3 separate regions of the Homo sapiens genome follow, and all the other regions are linked to region 3. Evidence: chromatin loops called from intact Hi-C (ENCODE). Cell type or tissue: right lobe of liver. All regions are shown on one strand. Region 1 holds the start of MIR2909 (microRNA 2909). Region 2 holds the start of LOC105371753 (a long non-coding RNA gene). Region 3 has its middle 27 kb from the start of MRM1.

Region 1 (8,000 bases), 400 kb before region 3:
TATTTTACCACAATTAAAATTAGTGGAGTGTGGTGGTGTGCATCTGTTAGTCCCAGCTACTCAAGAGGCTGAGGTGGGAGGATGGCCTGAGCCCAGGAATTGGAGGTTGCAGGGAGCTATGATTGCACCACTGCATTCCTGCCCAGAAAATACAGTGAGACCCTGTCTCAAGAAAAAAAAAATAATAAATTCATTGAATGATTTTACTGTGATTATTTAGTTTGGGTCATTTGGATTTTTTATTTTTCTACAAACAATACTGCAATAAAGATCCTTAACACAAATGTATTTGGCAACTATTAAAGACTATCTCCTACAAGTAGATTTTTCTGTGTTAACAGACACATTTAAAAGTCAGAAACAGGGCCAGGCATGGTGGCTCACGCCAGTAATCCTAGCACTTTGGGAGGCCGAGGCAGGTAAATCACCTGAGGTCAGACTGACCAATGGGAGGCTGAGGCAGGAGAATTGCTGAACCTAGGAGGTGGAGATTGCAGTGAGCCAAGATTGCACCACTGCACTCTTGCCTGGGCAACAGAGCAAGACTCCATCTCAAAAAAAAAAAAAAAGTTGGAAACACAATGTCAAATAATCCTCCCAAAAGATTTTGCCAATTACATTTCCAAAAACAGTATGCAAAGGTGCATTTTTCCTTACACCATCAACACTGGGTATTACTAATCCTTTTAATATTTTCCAACTGAATAAGGACAACAAAAAGGAGGGCGTGTGTGCATGGTGGTGCACGCCTGTAGTCCCAGCTACTCGGGAGGCTGAGGCAGGAGAATCGCTTGAACCCAGGAGGCGGAGGTTGCAGTGAGCCCAAATAGTGCCATGGCTCTCCAGCCTGGGTGACAGAGCAAAACTCTGTCTCAAAAAAAAATAATAAAAAGAAATCTCATTATATTAATTTGCATTTCTTTGATTAGGTTGAAAGTGCTTATGGTTTTTGGCCCTTGAAATTTTTCTTTTTTGATTTTTTTTTTTTAAATGGAGTCTCATTCTGTCGCCCAGGCTGGAGTGCAGTGGCACGATCTCGGCTCACTGCAAGCTCCGCCTCCTGGGTTCACGCCATTCTCCTGCCTCAGCCTCCCAGTAGCTGGGACTACAGGCGCCCACCACCACGCCCGGCTAATTTTTTGTATTTTTAGTAGAAAAGGGGTTTCACCGTGTTAGCCAGGATGGTCTTGATCTCCTGACCTCGTGATCCGCCCGCCTCAGCCTCCCAAAGTGCTGGGATTACAGGTGTGAGCCACTGTGCCCGACCTTCTTTTTTGATTTTTAAGTCTTCTTGTTGATATGCTGTGTCCATTATTGTTATTGGGATATTCTTAGACATTTGTAAAAACTCTTTACATAGTAGAAAAATATGTCATCTGCTGGAATTTTTTTGTTCAAGTTCATCATTTACCTATTAACTTTGTTTTTGATGTCTTTTTCAATGTGACTTTTATGTAGTCAGGTCTATTAATATTTTACCTTTTAGTTTCTGGCCCTGTGGTCATTCTTATAAAGTCCTTCACTACCTTGAAATCAGTTTAAAAAATTCTCTATGCCCCCGGCACACCAAGAATGACATATGTATAACTTAGGAAAACCAAAAGTATTTACTTGAGGAAAAGTAGCATGCAGTGATATTGATATTCTAACAATTATGAAAGCTTCCTATTTGTGGTGTACAAATGGGACACAAAATAGAATGGTACTAGGTTACTTCCACTTTTGTTTTTCCACTAAAAAAAAACAAAGGAGGATAAGCTATTACTACTTCCTTCTTACTTAAGATAAAGTTAACAATACCTACTGGCCCTAAAAATTTTGATACTAGGAGAGAGAGCTAGTTCCTATTTACTGTACCCATAGTTAATCTGGCCTATTCAAACCATAAAGCTTGAGCAGTTGATATGGACACGTCTCCCTATCCTTAGGAAACACAATGAGAATGGTGCGCACTTTGGTAAAAACAAATGTTCAGTTCTCCAGCTACAAGACTATTATTCCATTCCTTAAGTAGCTAAACCAGCTGGAGAACAATGCTGGTAATTAGGAATCAGTCCACAAGGGATAGCCCTTTCTCCTTATAAATGTCACAAGGACTGTCACCCAGCAAACACATTCCTAACCCCTTCTCCCTTGCTTGCTCTACCTGGAGTGGCAACATAACACAGTTCTGGCCAATGAAATACAAAAAGTTTGCTGAAGGGAATTCTGGGGAAGGTTTTACTTTTCTGATTAAAAACAAACAGGTATGGCTGGCACAGTTCTTTCCTCTTCTTCCTGCCTTGAATGCATGTTTGATGGCGTTAAGTTGCAACAGCCATCTTGGGACCACAGGGGAAAGACCAAGAGATGTTGGCCCTAACACCACCGAGAAGCAAAAGCCATGGACAACAATTGCCTACCACCCCTAGAATTATCCTGTCACAAAGATGAACTTCCATTTCCTTATGCCTCTGTAGTCAGGTTTTATATTTTTTATAGGCCATACCCAAATTAATCCTAATAGAGTCATTTTCAAATAATTTTTATGTCTAGCAAATAGTAGACCTTCAAAAATTAGGAGTTAATATTGGTAAGATTCTGGAAAAACTAAGTACACCTCAAGGGATTCAAGTAAAATTCCAACTAAGAATGGCATAAAGTTGATTTCTGAATGATTTCATAGTACTATGATCAAAAGATACCACTAATATCTAAACTAGATTTCATTTTATGCCTGGGATAATAACGTAACCTTAAAGGGTTTGGTTTAATTTTCAAAATCTAGTTTTGCTTTCTTCTTGATATAATTTTTTCACAGCATCCTGACAGGGAATCTAAGATGCACTCACTTTACTCTGCAATTTTTAAACAGACTGGATCCAGAAATGAACAAAAAACCATGGCCATATCTAGACATTCACTTGCAAAGCACAGGATAGCAGATGTGGTCACAAAGCCAGACACAAATGTACTCAGAACCATCCATAGGCTGTTTTGTGCTCAAAGTACTGAATAAACCAAATAAAAAATAATAATAGTATTTGTCAAAATTTGCAGATCTCATACTTTCAGACAAGGAGGGGAAAATCTGATGGCATTTGGTAGCAAACAAAATACTCTAAAATAAAAAGTTTATATGTAGTTTGAGGGATAAAACTGGCAAAAACCACCTGTGCCTATGTTATGACCAATAATTTCACTTGGTAAATATGTTTAAAAATGCTTCTCATAGCATTATTTACAATGATGACAATTAAAAGCCATTTAAATGTCCAACAATCAGTGAATGGCTAAATAAATATTATAACAATATTATTTCGTCATTGAAAAATTTTAATTATTTTAACGACATGAAAATGCTCTCAGTATATAAAACATTTCCTGAATATAATTTCAATATAAAAAAGAAAAACAGGAAAATACTGAAAGGGAACTTACAAAAACTGAAATGAAATGCTGTAAGATGTTAAAAGTGGCTGTCTTCTGTGTAGGTGTGAGTGTATATACATACACTTCCCGTCTCTGCTGACAGGTCTAGAAATAGCAATACTCACTAACAAGGAGCACCCCTAGTACCTAGATCTTGGTTTCTAAATACCACAATCCACTAAACAGAGCCAGGGCTCCTTCAAGAAAGACTGATTTCAGGGCTGGAAGATGGAAAGTCTAAGATGAGCATTAAACATCTTCTTGTGCCAGAAAGTAAGGAAGTACTCAAAGATTGACTGAAGACAACTTTGAAGGACACAAGCCAGTTTGACGGCACTTCCACTATCTGGGACAATTTTAATATCAAAATAAACATAACTCATTGAATAAAATAGGAAAACATGAGTCCATATTGATATAAATGAATAAATAAATGGTAAATAAATGAGGGAGAAGAGGAAGCTCTTCATTATAGAATGCCAATTAATAGATACAGAAGAAACTATTATTTTAAAAAGGTTATCCCTGAACGGTAATATTATGAGCATACACTTTTTTTCTGTATTTCTCTCGTTTCAGCTTTATAAAATAAGCATATACATCTTTTGTAAAAACACTCACAATCCCCAACAAATACAACATATGCACATCTCCAGAGCACTCACTAGAGCCACTTTCAAAAGGAAAGCATATGCACAACAGCCCCAAGTACAAACGGCAAGAACATGGGCCACCTGCCCTGTCCTAGAGAGCTCACATGTCCCAGGGCGCTGGGCTAAAGTTCAAAACAAAACAGGAAAAACAAACAAACCACCAAAGGCAGCACTGAAATTTATGCAAGTTTTTGGTTTGGTTTTATAGTAATTATGAGGGTGAAGAGATGTGACCCTTACTGCGATGCCAATGACAAATGGTTAACTGATAAGAAGAAATGGAGAGGGCGAAGGCTGTAGAGCAGGTCAATATCAGGCTGTCATGAAGCCATTTGAGACACATAATTAATCTATTACTCACCTGGCATCATCATTCATTGTAGTATGGTCAATAGGTGCCATGAAACTCAGTAGCTTGCTAAGGACATGAAACCTAAATAAAGCAGGAAGCAACAGGCAGCAACATTAGTAACTATTAACCTAGGAGAGGAAACACATTCAGTGAGTTAACAAACTCCAGAACTGATCACTGGAACATCTGGGTACAAAGTGGGATAGGGAAAAATTCATAGGCACTTACCACTGTCATTGGGATGACCAACTACAGTCATCCCATGGTATCTGTGGAGGAATGGTTCCAGGACTCTCTATGGATACAAAAATCCACGGATGCTCAAGTTCCTTATATAAAATGGCATAGTATTTGCATGTAATCTACACACATGCTCCCATATACTTAATTCATCTCTAGATTACTTAAAATACTTAATGCAATGTAAATGCTACGTAAATAGTTGTACAATGTATTGTTCAGGGAATAATGACGAGAAAAAAGTCTGCACTTGTTCACAGGTACAGACATTCCTTTCCCCATGCCTGAATATTTTCAATCTGTGGTTGGTTGAATCCACTGATGTGGAACTCACAAATATGTAGGGCTGACTGTACATTTTTCCCTTTTTCCCTAATGCTACAGGAGAAAAGTCTGATAACAGTATACTGTAAATGACAGTTCAACACAGATTCATTTATAGTACAGCCCCAAAAAAGAACAGGTACACTTGTGCTTTTGAGCAATATACAACCCTTAAACATTATTCCAGACTAAAGACAATGAGGAATTGACTACCTCATTTTCTTCCTCTACATATATCTTAAGCATTTTTCATTTTAATAGATGTCACAAAAGCCATCTACTGGCAGCAGCACAGGTAGTGGTACAGTATCTGAATGCAACACCTCACCAACACCACACACACTGCCACTGGTTCCCCAAGGCAGAAAAGGGGTCTGCAATTCCACGTCATCTCCATGCACTAGATCCAGGGGGTCTTTCATTTCCCCCACCTTTAAATGGAGAAACACAACTGAATTCACAGTAAGTTTGATTCCTAGATCTTCAGTCTAGGTACTATGGAAGTTTAAGTTATATCACCTACATTTCCCACCAAATGGAAAAAAAAATATTTTGTATGATGTGTTTGAGATGCTCTAGAAAATATATGACCTTATACAGACCAAATCATACCAAAGATAATTCAAAGGGGTATCCTTTTCTACTCATTATAATGTGCCCTCTCTATATACATAAAATAAAATTCTAACCCAAAAAACTCTACTAGGGCAAAACACTATCCATAAAACAAAATGTGGTATTTTCATGTATTTAATACATAATATTTTAAAGTTTTAGGAACATTTTTACACATATCAAATAATTTAATTATTTATTATATCACCCACAGCTCAGCCTCCCAAAGGTAATTCTTTATCTCAACAAATGAATTTTACAAGAATAATACTGGTTAAGATTTTTCCTATTATACAAGTAATAGAGGCAGGGTGTGGTGGCTCATGCCTGTAATCTCAGCACTTGGGGAGGCTGAGGCAGAAGGATTGCTTGAGACTAGGAGTTCAAAACTAGCCTGGACAACATAGTAAGACCCTGTCTATACCCCCACACCAACCCAGAAAAAAAGTAATACAAAAGGTATAAAATACAGAAAATTGAAAAAAAACCAAACCACACAGAAAACACATACAGTTGGCCTGGCGCAGTGGCTCATGCCTATAACCTGAGCACTTTGAGAGGCCAGGCAGAAGATCACCTGAGCCCAGGAGTTCAAGACCAGCCTGGGCAACATAGCAAGACCCCGTCTCTACAAAAAGTAAAAACAACTGGCCAGGCACGGTGGCTCACACCTGTAATCCCAGCACTTTGGGAGGCTGAGGGGGGGCAGATCACCTGAGGTCAGGAGTTCAAGACCAGCCTGGCCAACATGTTGAAACCCCATCTCTACTAAAAATACAAAAATTAGCCAGGTGTGGTGGCACATGCCTGTAATCCCAGTAAATAGGGAGGCTGAGGCAGGAGAAACCCTTGAACCCGGGAGATGGAGGATGCAGTGAATCGAGATTATGTCACTGCACTCCAGCCTGGGCGACAGAGAGATTTTGTTTCAAAAATAAAACAAACAAAAACCAAAAAGTAAAAAAACTGGCTGGGTGCAGTGGCTCACGCCTGTAATCCCAACACTTTAGAAGCCTGAGGCGGGTGGATCACCTGAGGTCAGGAGTTTAAGACCAGCCTGGCCTGCTAACACGGCAAAACCCTCTCTCTACTAAAAATACAAAAATTAGCCGGGCGTGGTGGTGTGTGCCTGTAATCCCAGCTACTCGGGAGGCTGAGGGAGGAGAATTGCTTGAACTCAGGAGGCAGAGGGTGCAGTGAGCCGAGATCAGGCCACTGCACTCCAGCCTGGGTGACAGAGCAAGACTCTGTCTCAAAAAAATAAATAAGTAAAATAAAAAAGTAAGAAAACTAGCCAGGCACGGTGGCATGTGCCTGTAGTCCCAGCTACTCGGGAGGCTGAGGTGGAAGGATTGCTTAAGCCTAGGAGGTTGAGACTGCAGTGAGCCCTCCGGTCTGGGCTTTGTAGCTCAGGCTGGAGTGCAGTGGTGTGATCATGGCTCACTACAGAGTATGAGCTTATCTAAAAAACAAACAAACAAAAAATCCCACACACAATCCTTCTACCTATAGACAATTGTTGTTACGTTTGTTTCACATAATGATCCTTATATATATATATATTCACACAATTTTGAATGAATTCTTTTCTCACCTAGCCTTATAAGCAATGTCCCATAAACAATTTATAAATAGCTGCATATAACCGTAGGAACAGAAGTACCCTATTTTCATATTTTTGAACACATACATTGCTTCTAATTCTTCACTTTTTGTTGCTGTTGTTGTTGTTGAGACAGGGTCTCACTGTCACCCAGGCTGGAATGGAGTGGTGCTATCTCGGCTCACTGCAACCTCTGACTCGCAGGTTCAGGCCATCCTCTCACCTCAGCCTCCTGAGTAGCTGGAACTACAGGAGTGTACCACCATGCCCAGCTAATATGTGTATTTTTAGTAGAGATGGGGTTTCACTATGTTGCCCAGGCTGGTCTAGAACTCCTGGACTTGAGTGATCCACCTGTGTTGGCCTCCAAAAGTGCTCGGATTACAGGCGTGAGCCACCATGCCCAGTCTAATTCTTCACTTTTTATAAAAAAGGCCTCTATGTATCCTTGTTTTTTTGTTGGTGATGTTTTGTTTTTTTGAGATAGGGTCTTGCTTTGTTGCTCAGGCTGGAGTGCAGTGTGCGATCACGGCTCACTACAGCCTTGACCTCCCAGGCTCAAGCCATCCCCCCACCTCTGCCTCCCAGCCCCGACCACCACCAAGGAGCTGGGACTAGAGGTGTGCGCCACCATGCCTGGCTAATTTTTAAATTTTTTTTTTTGGTAGAGAGAGGGTCTTGCTATGTTGTCCAGGCTGGTCTCAAATTCCTAAATTCAAGTGATCCTCCCACCTCAGTCTCCCAAAGTGCTGGAATTACAAGCATAAGCCACTGAGCCTGGCCAATACATAACTCTTAGATG
Region 2 (8,000 bases), 420 kb before region 3:
AAGGCCCAGCCGGTAGCCCTCACAGAGACAGGGCAGGCGCACACAGGGCTGAGGTCATGGGCCAGGAGCCCCAGAAGAAATCTACACCTGCTCGGATATTCTCAAGATGGAACTCAAATTCCAGCCTGCCGTCTTGTTTTAAAAGTGCTCTCATCATCTGAGGGTCAGCATCGGCACATCAGACTTTAAAAGCAAAACCAAAAAACCCCACCTTTCAAACAGCAAGGCTTCAACACAAAAAACTACTGGTCTTTTTTTGAAGTCACCCTACTATAGTTATGGATAGGAATAAAGGTACTACAATTAGGAAATCCAACAAAAGGAATAGAGTATCAAAGCTTTAAAAAAGTCAAAAGAAAAACATCTTAAGGAAGAACTACAGAAGCCACAAATGTAAGCTAGCCTTATCATGTTGGGGACCGCGGGAGGGACAGGCAGTGAAAGTGCAGGCCAGAAAACAACAGGCCTCCAATTTTATTACAGGAATTTTATCCCAAGAATGTGCTGGTGCCTTCACCCTGAACTACCCAGCAGACCCCTAGGCCACAGACAAAGGACACAGCTTCCCCCTTGGCTCCACCCATCTCTTCTGCTCTTCTGTTACACACATCCATGTGACTAGCCTCAATCAGCCCAGACGAAGCCTGCCAAGGTGGACGGCAGCCCCAGACCAAATGCAAACCCACGGCTTCCAAATCAGCAGCTCCGTCACACGGATACTTCGGTGCCCAGGGCAGGCTCCACTTCATCACACCATGGCCTGCCTATTTGCCAGTAAAGACAAGTCTCTCTAGCTGTTTCCACACAAAAAATTAAATGGCGTGAAAGGGAGAGTTGCCATAACAAAAGGACAGTGTGACTTTAGGACAACAACGTCTGATGAGAAAGAAATGCAGAGGCGCGAGGCTAGCCCTTCACATCATACCCTTTCCAGCCTCGCCGCGCTTGCCTGCACCAGACCCCATCATTACCACTGAGCAAATGCTTCCACTCTGCGCGCAATATCAGTGCAACGCCTGGGCCGAAGGCAGCAGTTACTGTCCGCAGCAGGGTTCACGTGTCAGGAGCAGAGAGTGAAATGCTGAAACCCATGTTTTCATAGAACATCATTTCACACTCAGGTGGGCAAAGCTGACAAACATATGCAGCTGTTCATGGCAAAGCAACCTGGGAAGCTGAGTGGTCTGGGTTCTTAAAATATTTTCAGAGAGAGAGAATATCAATAGGGGATTATTTCAATCTAAAAGTCCCCAAGCAATTTCAACTTTTACATCTTCCTCACCCACTATCACCAGCTGGTGACCGTTTTTACCTTCAAAGCATCTCAAACTTCACAGCTCCTCCAGGCTTCCACTAGGTCAGATCTCACCGTTTCTCATGAAGCACACAGCAACAACCTCCTGGCTGACTCTTCCACTCCCTTCTCTGAGACAGACAAAGCAGACCCTCCCTGGGGCCCAGGAGCAGCATGGGGATGAAGATCCCCGCCCCACACGCCCCCCACCAGCCACCCCCACTGTAGATTCCAGCGGTTCAGCTTGGCCTCAGCCCTTCCTCTTTCCAGGTCCTGGCTTTGGCTCCTGCCCTGAGCAGCTGGGTGGTACAGGGAGGCACAGCCCTTCCTCCCTCTTTACTAGGTTGGAGAAGGTAGGGTTGCACATTTTTATAACGTTTTTCACAGTAAGTTTAAATAGTTACAAAATATATAATGACCAGGATGTTGTGAAAATTAACTTTTGTAATGCCTGCAATGGAACCTACATGCCATAATGATTTGATACTCATCGTTCATTCAAGTAACACATAAACTATTTTTTTTTGAGATGGAGTCTCGCTCTGTCGCCAGGCTGGAGTGCAGTGGCGCAATCTCGGCTCACTGCAACCTCCGCCTCCCGGGTTCAATCGATTCTCCTGCCTCAGCCTTCCAAGTAATTGGGACTGCAGGTGCGCACCACCACGCCCGGCTAATTTTTTATTTTTAGTAGAGACGGGGTTTTACCATGTTGGCCAGGATGGTCTCCATCTCTTGACCTCATGATCTGCCCGTCTTGGCCTCCCAAAGTGCTGGGATTACAGGCGTGGGCCACACATAAACTTTTTAACTTGGACATTTTATAGCACCTTTTTCTTTTTAAATTTTATTTCCACCTGACTTTTCCCTACAGAGTTTTGTCCTAATATAATGGTTTCATGCTTGAATGTCTTTTATCAATCACCCTTATCATACTTCTTGGCCACATTAGTCTGTAAATAAAAGCACTTTTGAAATTTTTAAAATTCAAAAAATTGAAATGAAAATATTTTAATTGTTTGACATTATAAGGCTCTAAGTAGTTTAAAAATGTTCCTCTGGATTATTATTAGGATATAATCAATATATAATAATATGATATAATATATCCTAATTTTAGTGAAAATTTAGTATTCATACATGTGTAAAATGTTATTAGAAATGCATCCCTTAATGATATGGATGAGGCTTTTCCCTCCATTTGTTCATGGATCCATGGAGGAATATTATTTATTGCCAGAATGAAGGAGGGTTCAGCATCAATTCTACTCCTATTTTTTTGTTTTTTGTAGACATAAGCACTGAGAAATGTTGTCATATAAACAAGCAGATAGGAATGACAGAGTTCTGGCATAGCAATGCCACTTGATTCTTTTTGCTCTTTCTGAATTATACAGCACACACAAAAAATCGCACAGTGACTCGTCCCCAAACATTAGTCCTAACGGTCAACCAACTGCCAACTCAATTCAACTCGTGTTCTCCAGCGATTCTGCTGGAAGTGAAGACCCAGAAACCACCCGGCCTGCACAGGGCTTGTCCTCTAGTCCTTAGGCGTTTGCTTTCTCAATCTCTGTACCCATATTTCCAGCTGTCCTTGGGTTTGAGGCCCTGGAGGTTTTCCTGTGGCAGCCCGAGGTCCATGTCACTTTAAGGAGGGGCTCGAGGGAGGCTTTTCAAGGCCAGAGAAGGACGAGGGTAAAAGGACAACCTAGCCCTCCAGCACAGGCCTGCTCTGGGGCAGACAGCTTTAGGAAAGAGCGTACGTCTGAAGACTGACTCCTTGACTATCTGTGTCTACCTTCCCCTTGGAAAGTCTCTGCATACCCCAGTGTGAAGACTGAGCCACAGGGTGCACTGAGCTCTTCCTCCCTCAAACCTAGGCAGGTGTCTAGGTGCTTAGGGAAAGGCAAAGACATCTGAAAAGAAACAAAACATGTCCACAGCCCTTACCCCATCCCAAGAAAAACTGCAAGTAAAGACGAGGCTACAAAAAGGTGCCACTGGACAGAGGGCCAGACCGCCTTCCACTGCATAAACATTTCCCCCCGGCTGCATCTTCCTAACTGGGATTTAGCCATGTGGAGAAGCTAAACTATCAATCCTCCAGGTTAACCTTGTTCCATCAGATTCTCCAGGGTAAGTGTGTAGTTTCATACCTGAGGTCCCCTTAAGGCTATGCATAATCAACTTTTTAAAAAAACACATAATTCCTGCTCCCCATCACATTAAGAATCAAGATGCAAATCACTGATCTGTAATACCCCCACCCCCCAGCACACACACACTCATGGTCAGTGGGAGTGTCCACTGTAGACAATGCGTTCATGCTGGTATCATGCAGGGGAGCAGCCTGCGGAGTAATTAACAGGACTTGGACCTGAGGTAGAAGGTCGATAGCAGGGGCTCTTCCTTGAATTAAAATTTAACTTACCCTTTATTGCAAACTACAAAAGCAAGTAATGAGCACTAACATTTTTATTTCTTTTAAACTGTCATTAAGCTGTAGAGGGGATAATTACCTATCTCTAGTGCAGTAAGGTTTTATAACCCTTAGTGAGGCATTTTCTAATTTAATATTTTTACTATATTATCTTAAAACCTGTTTCTAGAAAAAAAAATGATCATGGATTAGCCGCCATTTTCCATAAAGACAGAATGTGCGTGTGTGTGTGTGTGTGTGTGTGTGTGTGTGTCTGTCTGTCTGTCTGTCTGTCTTAGGATTCGGCTTATTTATTATGTGATTCTTCTGAAGAGACTTAAAGTATGCACATTGTAGCTAGCTGTGAACTGCAATCACTTGAGTGGCAGGTAAGGTTTTAAAAGCTCTGAGTGAAATGGGGGTGTATGTGTATGAGAATGCAGCCCCTCACCGATGTGTGGACCCAAATATGTTCCTTTCAGTTCCACATGTGCACTCACCCCACCACAATACAGATCACTGTCTTTCACGATGTCACTTGGGCAAACAGTACAAAGGAGCATATTAAACCTGCAAATAATCTGTGTGGGGCTTTCAATTTGCTAGGTCAGTAGCTTGCAGCACTGGGGATTCTGAAGGAATTGTACCATCCACTCTACAGAAAACCACACTCCTCCTACACTGGCCCTGGAACCCCCAGGCCTCCAAGACATCCCTGAGCTGTACCTACCCACAAAGACAGGTGGACAGCAGAGAGAACACAGCCATTCCACTGCTCCCCGAAAAAGCCTGTGCAGCCTCCCAAAGCGCATCATGGTCTCCGAGCAAGTATTATGTGCCAGTCTTCCAAAGGAGCTGGCGGAGACAATGCTGCTGCTTTCCAGACGAAAAGTGACTCATAGGCCAGGTATGGTGGCTCATGTAATCCCAGCACTTTGGGAGGTTGAGGTGGGAAGACCACTTGAGCCCAGGAGTTTGAGACCAGCCTGAGCAACACAGTGAGACCCTGTCTCTATTAAAAATAAATAAATACATAAAATGATACACATAATTTGCCTTTGACTAATTAAAAATTGTTCATTTGTTGCTTCTTAGGAGTGGGGGGTCTCCCTAAATACATAAGACACATCCCAGAATGTCATGGCCCTTCCTTCCTTTCTAATCCTCTACCTCTCCCACACTGCACACAAAAGTGCTGTAGCATTTGCTTCTGCCTTAACTCAATCCCATACATACATTGCAGAATCAAGGGAAAAGAAGAAAGCACACGGCAGGCAAGTCGGACAAAGGGTTCCAATCATAGCAGCACTCACGGCTAGCAGGGTCTGGATCCGATCTGAAACCCTACAAGTAGAGTCTGCCCAGATATGGTCAGTCAGCACAGAGATTCACACACACGCCTGCTCTGCACAGACCAGCGCGGTCACCAATGACAGATGTGTGCTTTTAAAATTATTGGTGATGTACTGATGCTGCCTTTTTTCACGTTTGTCTTTGAAAACAATTTGCTTAGTGTGGTGGAAGCTTAAACATGTACTAGATGTATATGATTCCTGGCCTCAAAACCTAACATACTACAGGTATAATCAATTAATTAAAAATATTTGAATGCTTATTTGAACTTTGTTAGATTTTGTGGAGGTTCACAAAGACATGAAAGGCACAGCAGAAGCTAGATCGGGAAGGTGAATACATGCAGTAAGTGTGTCTCAGACAAACCACTCCATTTGGGGAGACACACAAACATTCTTCCTCCTGCTGAACCCAATTCTGTCATTTTAGGACTTACAGCCATGGGCTCTTGTCCCTCTAAAGCCAGAGAGAAGTAAGGCTGACTACTATTCCCTGTGGCAGCACTTCAACTATTTGATGTCTTCTTCTAACTAAATCTGTTCTTTTCCGGGTTCAGCGGCCTCAGTTGCCTCCATTCCTCCTGTGACCGAGTCTGCTTGCCATCCTGACTGCACTCCTATGAGCCCTCCATTTGCCAAAGCTCCAAAAGCAAGGTCTCCAGAACCCGCAGCCCTCGTGAGCCCAAAGCAGGTGGAGCAGGACTCCATCTCTCCTGCACTCTGAACACATACTTCTCTCTCTGTCTTCCCAAGGCCTCCACTCTCTTCTGTTCTATCTATCAGTATGCCCAGGGCCTCCCAAATGTCTGCGGAAAAAGATGTCTTGCCAATTATCACTTGGCACATGCTAACGGCACCAAACAAAGGGATCCTTCTCCAATAAAGCACGTGCCTCCATTCTGATTGCCAGAAACCAAAGTAGGCCAAAGGGCAAAGGCTACTCACTCCTCCATTTTCCTCTTAAAAATGTCTACAGACCACAGGACAGCAGCTTTCCCTTTTTTTTTTTTTTTTTGAGACGGAGTCTCGCTCTGTCACCCAGGCTGGAGTGCAGTGGCGCCATCTCGGCTTGCTGCAAGCTCCGCCTCCCAGGTTCACGCCATTCTCCTGCCTCAGCTTCCCGAGTACCTGGGACTACAGGTGCCCGCCACCACGCCTGGCTAACTTTTTTTTGTATTTTTAGTACACACAGGGTTTCACTGTGTTAGCCAGGATGGTCTCGATCTCCTGACCTCGTGATCTGCCCGCCTCGGCCTCCCAAAGTGCTGGGATTACAGGCGTGAGCCACCGCGCCCGGCTTGGACAGCAGCTTTCTTTTCTTATATACTTAGAGAAACCAGCTTAATAGAAATCTTGAATAGTTAAATAGAACAAGGCGAATGCTTTTATATGGCATAGAGCATGGTATCACAAATGCAGAGGGGCTGGAAGGTGCTGTCAGAGTTGGTTCTGACTGGCTCAGGTCCTTACTGGGTCTAGGACCTTAGGTAAATTACTTAGCCCCCTGAATCTTAGCTTCCTCATCAGTAAGATGGTGACAATATCTTCCTTAAACATACTGTTTTTACAGCACTAAGCAAAGTCCGCATTGCATAAATGGCATCGTCATCTATGATCATGAGAAATGGAATGAGACAGAGCAACATGCTGAGGACCTGTGTGCATGCATTACAGTTGCTCCCAACCAACACGAGGGACTAAATGGCACCCTCCTTTCATCATTCCTTTGCTTTCCCCGACCCAAATTCATCCTACTCGGTATCAGTGACTTTACAAATGAGAGAAAGATATTTGAGAAGTGTCTCTATGACCTAAAAGGAGAAACATACTGATCCAAATGGCAGGCAATCGCCCTGTGCTCTTTGGGGCTGTGTGGTAGGGGCAGCCCTATGTATGTCACGGGAATGGGCTCAGACACAGGTGACATGCATTAGAACTTAGCTCCTCAAGGCTGGGCGCAGTGGCTCACACCTGTAATCCCAGAACTTTGGGAGGCCAAGGTGGGCGGATCACCTGAGGTTAGGGGTTTGAGACCAGCATGGCCAACATGGAGAAACCTCGTCTCTACTAAAAATACAAAAAATAGCTGGGCGTGGTGGTGTGTGCCTGTAATCCCAGGTACTTGGGAGGCTGAGCCGGGAAAATCACTTGAACCTGGGAGGCGGAGGTTGCAGTGAGCCGAGATTGTGCCATTGCACTCCAGCCTGGGCAAAAGAGTGAGACTCCATCTAAAAAAAAAAAAAAAAAAAAAAAAAAGAAAAGAAAAACTTAGCTCCCCAAGAAGGCTGGATTGCTGGGAAAGTAATCCAAGTAAAAAGACACAGTGCTGATAAGGAGTTAGTATTTAGTCAGAATGACACAAAAATCACTATAGTAGAAAACTTAGGATTTCTGAATACGGCCAAAAAGTCGGTACTTACTCTCCCTCACTCTCCTCTTAACATCCCCCAACAACCCAAGGAGGATCACAGGCTTCTCTCCTGAAATCTCATCATAATTCCATACCAAAAAACAAACCAAAACTGAACAACAACAAAAACCCCCATAAAAAAACCACAAAGCAGAAGAAAGGAGGTAAAGGGGAAAGAAAGCAGTCTTCTTTCAGCTAAGACTTATTTCTTAACAGGATCAACTTAGCAAAATAAGAATGACTCAGAGACACCCCTTATCTATCACTAATTACCTAAATCTAGATACAAGGCAAATCATGTCCAATCCGACACTAGCTGAAACTCTTCACAAGGTTCCAAAACAACAAAACCGCAGCCGCCCGAATCTGCCACAAGGTGGCAGTACACGACTCGTTTCCAAGTGGACCCAGCCACCAGTCAGCGGAGCCCATAAATTACCCCGTGTGTCTGCTCTCATCACCATCCTCCCCAGTGCTTGAAGGAGACTCTAGAAGGTCTGTTCCAATTCGTTCTTTTGGTCAGGT
Region 3 (8,000 bases):
TTGGACAGGCTTGGACTCACAGTTGGAGGCACCTGACACAGATTATCCCATGAAGGTTGCATGCCCACCCCACAGGCTAGGTCCTCTTACCATCCCATCTTGCCCCAGACACCCCCAGCTAGTGAGGATTTGAACCCAGCCTGGCCAAGTCCAACACCCACTCTCTTTCCACTCCACCACACTGCTTCCTACTGCCCCTTTCCTGGGGAAGAGAGGTTAGAAATGGGTATATGGCCGGGAGCTGGCTCTCCTGGCTCTTTGCTTCTTCATCCTCAGGCCCAAGCTGCACCCTGCCTGGCTCCACCCCTCAGTCAGCTGGTTGGGGAGATGGGGCTGGGGAGCCCTGGGCACTAACAAGTATTCATGCAGGTAAGCAGGTACCAGGAGCCAGGAGGGGCACATCAAAAACCTCTAGAACAGGCCAGGTGTGGAGCTGTAATCCCAGCACTTTGAGAGGCCAAGGCGGGCGGATCACCTGAGGTCAAGAGTTCGAGACCAGCCTGGCCAACATAGCAAAACTCCGTCTCTACTAAAAACACAAAAATTACCCAGGTGTGGTTATTTTTCCCTGGGTTGTTCTGTAGCTTGGCAGCAGGAATTAAGACTAACAGGAAAGGGGTCAGTTGTGGAGAGGTGCATGGAGAAGAGGATGTTGGAAGAGGGGAGCAAGGACCCCCAACCTCTGCAGACAACCTTGCCCAGCCCAGAGTTGAGGTAGGGGGAAGGGTTGATCCCATCTCCATCTCTGAGAAAGATTTATTTCTTCACTTCCCTAAGGTCTTTGGAGAAATGCTGCAACTCTCAGCCTGGCCCTCATCTCCACACCTCTGCCAGCACCTCAGTTCCAGCCCCAGGGCTCCAGGGACAGACTCCTAACATGAACTGCCAGGATACCATATATCCATCCATCTGACAGCTTACCTGAGCTCAGACGGCCTGCAAACTGGCAGGACAGGAGGGATGCCCCGCGTTTGGTGTGCTGAGTGCCTTTGTGTGTGTGATCTCATTCAAGGTTCCCAACTCTGAAAGCAGACATGATTAGCCCCTTTCACAAAAGGAAGCAGAGGTCTTAGTGACTTGCCCAAGGTCACATGCCTAAACAGGGACACAAACCCGCAGGAAAGATGGAGCACAAATGCTGGGGTCTCTGATAGTGGTGCACACATGCACACATGTGCACAAATACATGCACACATGTGTACCCCAAATCATTTAAATGGACCATTCCCCTCTGTGTGTGATGTAGTTTACAGATCCCCTGTGCTCCCATGCATTATCTCAGTTGGTTTAACAACAGGGTCCCGTGGTAACAGGCAGGGCAGATGTCATGAACCCATTTCTCAGATAAGGAACCCAAGGTTCAAAGAGGGTGAGCAATCTGCTCAAGGTCACAGTCTCCAGAGCTTTGATCACAATAATACTGACAAACTCCACCTCCGTTCACGTTTGTTAAATGCAGGAGCTGGGTGCTAAGCACCTTCCATGCATCTAACATTCATGGTCATCCCGTGGGGGAGACATTGTTATTATTCCCATCTTACAGATGATGAAACTGGGACTTAGAGGTGTTAGATGATATGGGGCAGCCACATAGAGTTAAGCCCCAGCCAGCCTGATTTTTACTCCAGGAAACTCGCCCAGGACGGGAAGCTTATTCACCTGGGCCCCCGAGTCCCAGCACCTAGACCAGTGCCTAGCCCACATGAGGTTCTCACTGAGCGTTTGTGGAACATTTGTTAACCAAATAAATCTGCCCCCAATGCCCTTACCCTCAACTTCCTCCTCCCAGACCTTTCCCTGCCCATCTCCTAACTCCTCGAATGTCTCTAGCGAACCATTCGAGACCTCTCCCCCAGGAGTCGAGGGTTACAGACCCCCTCAGTCCCTGCAATGGGACCGGGAAGTCAATTCACCACCTCACTCTCCTATCCCTATTAGCATTCAGGGATTTGTAGTTTGTCCTTAAGGTTCTCCCTTGCCTCAGTTTCCGCCCCTGGCACCAGATGTGAGGGAAGTAGGCAAGCAGACTGCTGGAGAAGAGGTCCCCTGAAAAGCCCACCCCTCTGCTTTCTTGTCCCACAAGCAAGTGCTGGGGATTTCCTTTCTTTCTCTCTAGATCCCGCAGAGCCCCAGACAACGGACGAGACAAAGAGCGGGCAAGCGGAGCAGTCAGGCCCAGCTCCAAGGCATGCATTTCCAAACAGGGAAAATGTGGACATCTGAGGACGGGGTCTCTCAAGGATACTCCCCCAAGTACAAGGTTTGGAGGCCCCTTTTGGAACACTGCCAATTCCAGCTGCCTCCACCCCCAGGCACCAATCACTCAACAGCACTGAGTGTTTACTGGGCCTGCAGGCAGGGAAATAATGCAAGATGCCACTTCCGCAAACTGGCAGGACAGGAGGGATGCCCTGCATTTGGTGTGCTGAGTGCCTTTGTGTGCATGATCTCATTCAAGGTTCCCAACTCTGAAAGCAGAAACGATTAGGAAGCAGAGGTCTTAGTGGCTTGCCCAAGGTCACATGCCTAAACAGGGACACAAACCTGAGGCCTTTAGGTCCTGTGCCTGGGTCTTGCTCTCCAAGCAAAGCTGATCCTTCAGTCACATCTGCCAAGGCTTCCTTTCCTACCAGCTGCAGGCATTGTAAACAAGCCCCCATGCCTCTTACCCAGCCCCCTTGTCCAAGGGCAAGGCAGATGGCCAAACCACTCCTGGGAGACCCCAGGTCTACAGCCCTAGGCTTTAGTGGTCAATGAGAGGACAACCTTCCCCAGGCCCTTAACTGGCTGAGGGGTGCCGGGCTGCCCCACCAGGGCCTGCTGATGTGCCCCCCCCCACCCCATCCCTCCCCTCCAGCTGCCCTCTGGTCCCTCTGCTCCTCCCACTGCCCCGCTTTCAGCCCCGACCCAAGAATGACCAGGAGTCACGGGTGGAGGAGCAGAGTTCCTGGTCCCCAGCCTGGCTTCTGACATCTCCGGCGCCCCTTGGCCTACCCTAGGTCGGGGTGTCAGGTCCAGTGAGACCAGCCTCCCCTCAAAGCCATCCAGCCCTGCCCTCTGGCCACTAGGCAGCCACATGCTCAGAGGATTGTCCAATGTCAGAGCGCCATCTAGTGTGAATGATGGGCACTGCACCCCTGCCTGCCGCCGCAGCTCACCCACTTGGCAGGACCTCTCATGGGGGTGGCCGGGTGCAGAAGGGGAGACGCCCTCAGACTCACAGAGGGCGCCAAATCTAGACTTCTGACATAGTGTCCAGATGACACTTTTCCTCCAGTCATGGGAGAGACCCTAGAATCCAGCGAGGGCAGTCCCCTTGCAGTGTGAGAATGTAGGATGACACTGCCTGCAGGGCCCTGTCACTATTTGAAAGGCTTAAAATGACCTTTCGAAGAGCCTAATCTCTTTGCACTATTTTGTGTGCACTGGTGAAAAGTAAACTTTCTAAATCGGCCATAATTTGGGTGACCTCTTTTTGGCAAATCTTAAACAAGAGCCTCAAAGAACAGGGGCTAAGGCATTGTCAGACCCAGAAGAGGCCCCACCGTGTGCATGAAGCCTGCACTCCATGCCTTGCTCAATCTGTTTCATGGGTCTCTCTCTCTCTCTTTCTCTCTCTCACTCACTCTCCTCTCTCTCTCTCTCCATCCTTGATCAGCCTGATGGAGTCAAAAGACCACTAAGTCCAGGCAGGGAGGTCAGGCTGATCTGGGTTTGAATCCTGGCTCTACATGAGCTGTGTAACCTTGAGAAATTCACTTGAAATTTCTAAGCCTTACTTTCCCCATCTGTAAAATGGGGTTGTGATGAGCATTGTGTGAAATAACAAGTTTGAAGCACTCAGCAAAGTGTCAGCTGCTTATCAGAGGCTCAGTAACTGCCAGTCTCATCCTCCTCATCTCTCTCAGGGCCTCCATCGCTGAGTCAGTGTCTCTCTGGGGGTCCGCTTCTGCAGCACCTGGCACAGGGTCTCCATCATTCTCTTGGTCTCGGAGCACTGGCCACACTGCACCTTGCATCTCACACTGCATCCTGCATGTCCATTTTCCATGGTTATATCCATCTACTCCCACCCACCTGATCCATGACTCGGAGCTTCCTAGGGTCTCTGTTTCTCTCTTCTTCCCCTCCGGAAGCCCAGCCCAGTTTTGAGCCCATGGCAAGTGTGTATCTGCCTGCAGCTGAACTGAATGTTCCCAGGCACAGTTAGAGAAGCCTGTTCTGCAATCCAGGAGCTGAACCAACACATGTTTCTAGCCCTGCCAAAACATACATTTTGGCCAGGTGCAGTGGCTCGTGCCTATAATCCTAGCACTTTGAGAGGCCAAGGCCAGAGGATTGCTTGAGGCCAGGAGTTTGAGACCAGCCTGAGCAACATAGGGGGACCCAGACTCAAAATATATACATACACATTTTCTCTCTCAGTAAAATGGTATTGAAGCTCCTGACTTGCACAATTGTTAAAGGGATTAGAGAGAGGGCATTTGCAAAGGCATTCATAAAGAGTATAAAACACAGTAGGCCCTCAAAAAATAGAACTTATTACTATAACAGCTAGGGAGGCCCTGTTGATGTTCAAAAATATGTCCAGGCTGGGCGCAGTGGCTCACACCTGTAATCCCAACACTTTGAGAGGCTGAGGTGGGCAGATCACTTGAGGTCAGGATTTCAAGACCAGCCTGGCCAACATGGCGATACCCTATCTCTACTAAAAATACAAAAAAATCAGCTGGGCGTGGTGGCGTGTGCCTGTAATCCCAGCTACTCGGGAGGCTGAGGCAGGAGAATTGCTTGAATCCAGGAGGCGCAGGTTGTGTGAGCCAAGATTGCACCACTGCACTCCAGCTTCAGTGACCAAGCTGGTCTCAAAAAAAAAAAAAAAAAAAAAAAACAGTGTCCAAAGAAGACAGGATGAGTAGTATAATCTCAATTGTACAACTTCAAAAGAGACACCAGGGCAAGGAGGCAGAAGGCAAGAAGGGAATGGTGGGACACGATTAATATTGGCCAAGATTATAACCCAGTCAGGGTCTCGTCAACAATTTAAGAGTAAGGCATCCCACAGGCCAGGGGTAACCAGGTGGAGAGAATCCTCTTTCCACCGGATAGGGATGGGAAACAGGCAAAGCGGGATGGGGAATGAGAGGCGAACAGCCTCTTTATTAACACAATTATTTTATTTGCCGAAAGGTAATCATCCTAAGTGAGGTCAACGGCGGCTGGCACAGGACTGGCCCTGCAGGCGGCTGGGCCACGTTGCCATGGTGACGGAGCCCGCTCACTTCCAGCAGCTGCAAGGGCTGGAGAATCCTGAGGAAGGAGACCCCAGGTCTCTTTTCTTTCCCCCAAAAGGGGCTGAAGGAGACCTGCAGGTGTTTGCATTCCCCGTCCCAGCCCCCAAGAGACAGACTAAGAGCCCCTGGGGAAATGTCCCAGCCCAGGTTCGCAGGGGGTCCATCCTGGAGCACAGGGGTCTCTGCGGGCATCATCTCATTCTGTCCTACAATAACCCTGTGAGGAAGAGGCTACGCATCACCTGACCATTTCACAGAAAGCTGTGGCTCAGACTGTCCGCAGATGCGCAGCATGTGGGGATTTGGGGGCTGGGGTCTGAGGCCTGGGGCACCATTTACATTTGCCTCAGAGTCAGGGCTGTGACAATGACAGAATTAAACCTACATCTTGAATAATCAGAAAAACTGATGTGGAGAAAAACACACTCACCCGGCAGTCAGAAAGGCCTGGGTTCGAGTGTCAACCCTTCCCCTTACAGGCCACGTCACCCTCAGCAAATTTGCTCTAAGCCTTAGTCTGTCCAGAGCATTCTGCACCTGTGACTTTCCAGTCTCTGAAAGACAGAGCCATGATCAAGGTGTGCTTCCCCATCTGTAAAATGAGCCAACTCAGTTGGGTGCAGTAGCTCACACCTCTAATCCCAGCACTTTGGGAGGCTGAGGCAGGCGGATCACTTGAGGTCAGGAGTTCGAGATCAGCCTGTCAACATGGTGAAACCCATCTCTACTGAAAATACAAAAATTAGCCAGGTGTGGTAGTGGGCGCCTGTAATCACAGCTAGTCAGGAGGCTGAGGCAAGAGAATCACCTGAACACGGGAGGTGGAGTTTGCAGTGAGCCGAGATCACGCCACTGCACTCCAGCCTGGCAACAGAGGTAGACTCCATCTCAAAACAAACAAAAAAAGCCACTCAACCCTGCCCTGGGGACCCAGAACGTCAACAGTGACTGGGAAACTCACGCACTACACAAACAAGAGCAGCTGGCTCTGTCATTTCACCCAAATCTTCAGGGATGGCAGCTCTGCAGAAAAGGGACACAACATGCACTGTCCCCAAGTCCTCCAGCCCTGAAGTCCAGCGGTGAGGATGCCAGGCTGGAAGTCCAGGGGACAGCATAGCAGAGGCAGGATGGGTCCGGGGGCGGGGAGGGGAAACGCAGCCAATCCTGGGGCCATTTTGCTTGTGCCCGCAGTGTCTGTCGCCCTCTGGTGGACGCACCTGACACAGACGCAAGGAACAGCTGTGCAACCAGAGGGAATTCAGGTTGGGGGGTCGGCGGGGGGGCATGGCTGGAGGAACTAGGAGCATCAGGGGAGGCTTTAGGGGGTGATGAGATTTGAGCTGGGCCTCCCAGAAAGTGGCTGTGGGGAGGGAGTGGGAGGGAAAGCATGTCAGAAAATGGAAATTGATCCAATAAAAGCCTACAGATTGTCAGGTGTTGTGGGAGTTTGGGGAACAGGGCATCATTTGGGTGGGTACAGCAAAGGGACTTCAAGAAGCCCAAAAGGGGCCGGGTGCAGTGGCTCACACCTGTAATCCCAGCACTTTGGGAGGCCAAGGCAGGCAGATCATTTGAGGTCAGGAGTTCAAGACCAGCCTGACCCACATGGCGAAACCCCAACTCTACTAAAAATACAAAAATTAGCCAGGCGTGGTCGTGGGCACTTGTAATCCCAGCTACTCGGGAGGCTGAGGCAGGAGAATCATTTGAACCCAGGAGGCGGAGTTTGCAGTGAGCCGAGATCTTGTCACTGCACTCTAGCCTGGACAGAGTAAGACTCTTTCTCAAAAAAAAAAAAAAAAAAAAGGAGGAGGAGGAGAAGAAGAAGAAAAGGAGAAGGAGGAGGAGGAGGAGAAGAGGAAGAGGAAGAAAGAAGACGAAGAGCGAAGAGGAAGAAGAAAAAGAAGAGGAAGAGGAAGAAGAAGAAGGCGAAGGAGAAGGAGAAGGAGAAGAAAGAAGAAGAAACAACCAGACTGGGGCCAACTGTGGACAGTGTTGACCATTATGCTCTGTACTTTATCGTGGAGGCAATAGGGAGTTATTGAAGGTTTCTGAGCAGGGGTAGGCCATGATAGGATTTACATTTTAGGCATATCAGGTGGAGAGAGAGCAGAGGTGAGGAGCCTACTGGAACTCACTCCTCCAGCACATTGTTACTCACTAACAAGAGCAGCACTTCTGACCTCGCTGGAGACTTTACAAAGCCTTTTTCTTACCTTTACACACCAGACTTCAAGCTAGGTGGGTTCCCTGACTCAAGCAGCTTTGGGGTGAGGTGAAGCTCTGGGCTCTGGTTCCCACCCCAGCTTCCTTCACGTCAGCATCCTAGCATTGATTAAAACAGTGTGCAAGTCCACCTGAAGGGTGGAGGGGTGGGGAGCTGGAAGGAGCAGGAGTGGGGAGGGGAGGGTGCCCATGTACTCAGAGCCTGCTCAGTTCCTAGCCGTTTCCTGCGCTCCTCACTGTGAAGGAATTATCCCTATGCTACAAGAAGGAAAACGAGACCTGGGAAAAGAAGAGCCCAGGACCCCCAGGGCCGGGACACAAGTCTGGGTGTGTCTGACCCCAAAGCTCCTCATCCCAAAAGCAAGAAGAGAAGCAGGCCTCAAAGAAGCCACACCCCTCATCTCTGAAGGAGACGCTGAAGGCCCCTGTCCTATCCAGCATCCCCTCCACCAGTCACAGCAGACACCGGCCTCCTAT

What was found. A loop is a pair of places that touch in the nucleus more often than their neighbours do. Peaks named below come from ENCODE experiments on the same cell type or tissue, not always from the same donor. Only the 100,000 strongest peaks of a DNase experiment are listed, where the experiment ranks them.
Region 1: it touches region 3 in a loop (3-fold over the local background); 86 of 110 quality-filtered maps call a loop at or near these places.
Region 2: it touches region 3 in a loop (3-fold over the local background); 93 of 110 quality-filtered maps call a loop at or near these places.

What each region holds. Positions count from the first base shown.
Region 1 is chr17:37,028,111-37,036,110 of GRCh38, reverse strand. AATF (apoptosis antagonizing transcription factor) reads right to left here. Exons shown (of 12, transcript NM_012138.4): 11 at 4,426-4,497. It overlaps MIR2909 (microRNA 2909), which reads right to left and starts at 2,366; the gene lies at 2,298-2,366. In right lobe of liver, no CTCF peak of the experiment used is centred here; a DNase peak (open chromatin) is centred at 4,170; H3K27ac peaks cover 1,236 bases.
Region 2 is chr17:37,047,685-37,055,684 of GRCh38, reverse strand. The region is part of intron 11 of AATF (apoptosis antagonizing transcription factor); the gene reads right to left. LOC105371753 (a long non-coding RNA gene) reads left to right here and starts at 2,523. Exons shown (of 3, transcript XR_934717.4): 1 at 2,523-3,430. RefSeq lists an enhancer at 7,087-7,587. In right lobe of liver, a CTCF peak has its summit at 7,861 (motif pointing right); DNase peaks (open chromatin) are centred at 3,624 and 7,864; H3K27ac peaks cover 510 bases.
Region 3 is chr17:36,624,566-36,632,565 of GRCh38, reverse strand. It overlaps a transcript of MRM1 not described here. Among named protein-coding and RNA genes, the nearest start is that of MRM1, 27 kb to the right of the region's middle. RefSeq lists an enhancer at 5,262-5,762. In right lobe of liver, CTCF peaks have their summits at 3,121 (motif pointing left) and 6,507 (motif pointing left); DNase peaks (open chromatin) are centred at 3,105 and 6,465.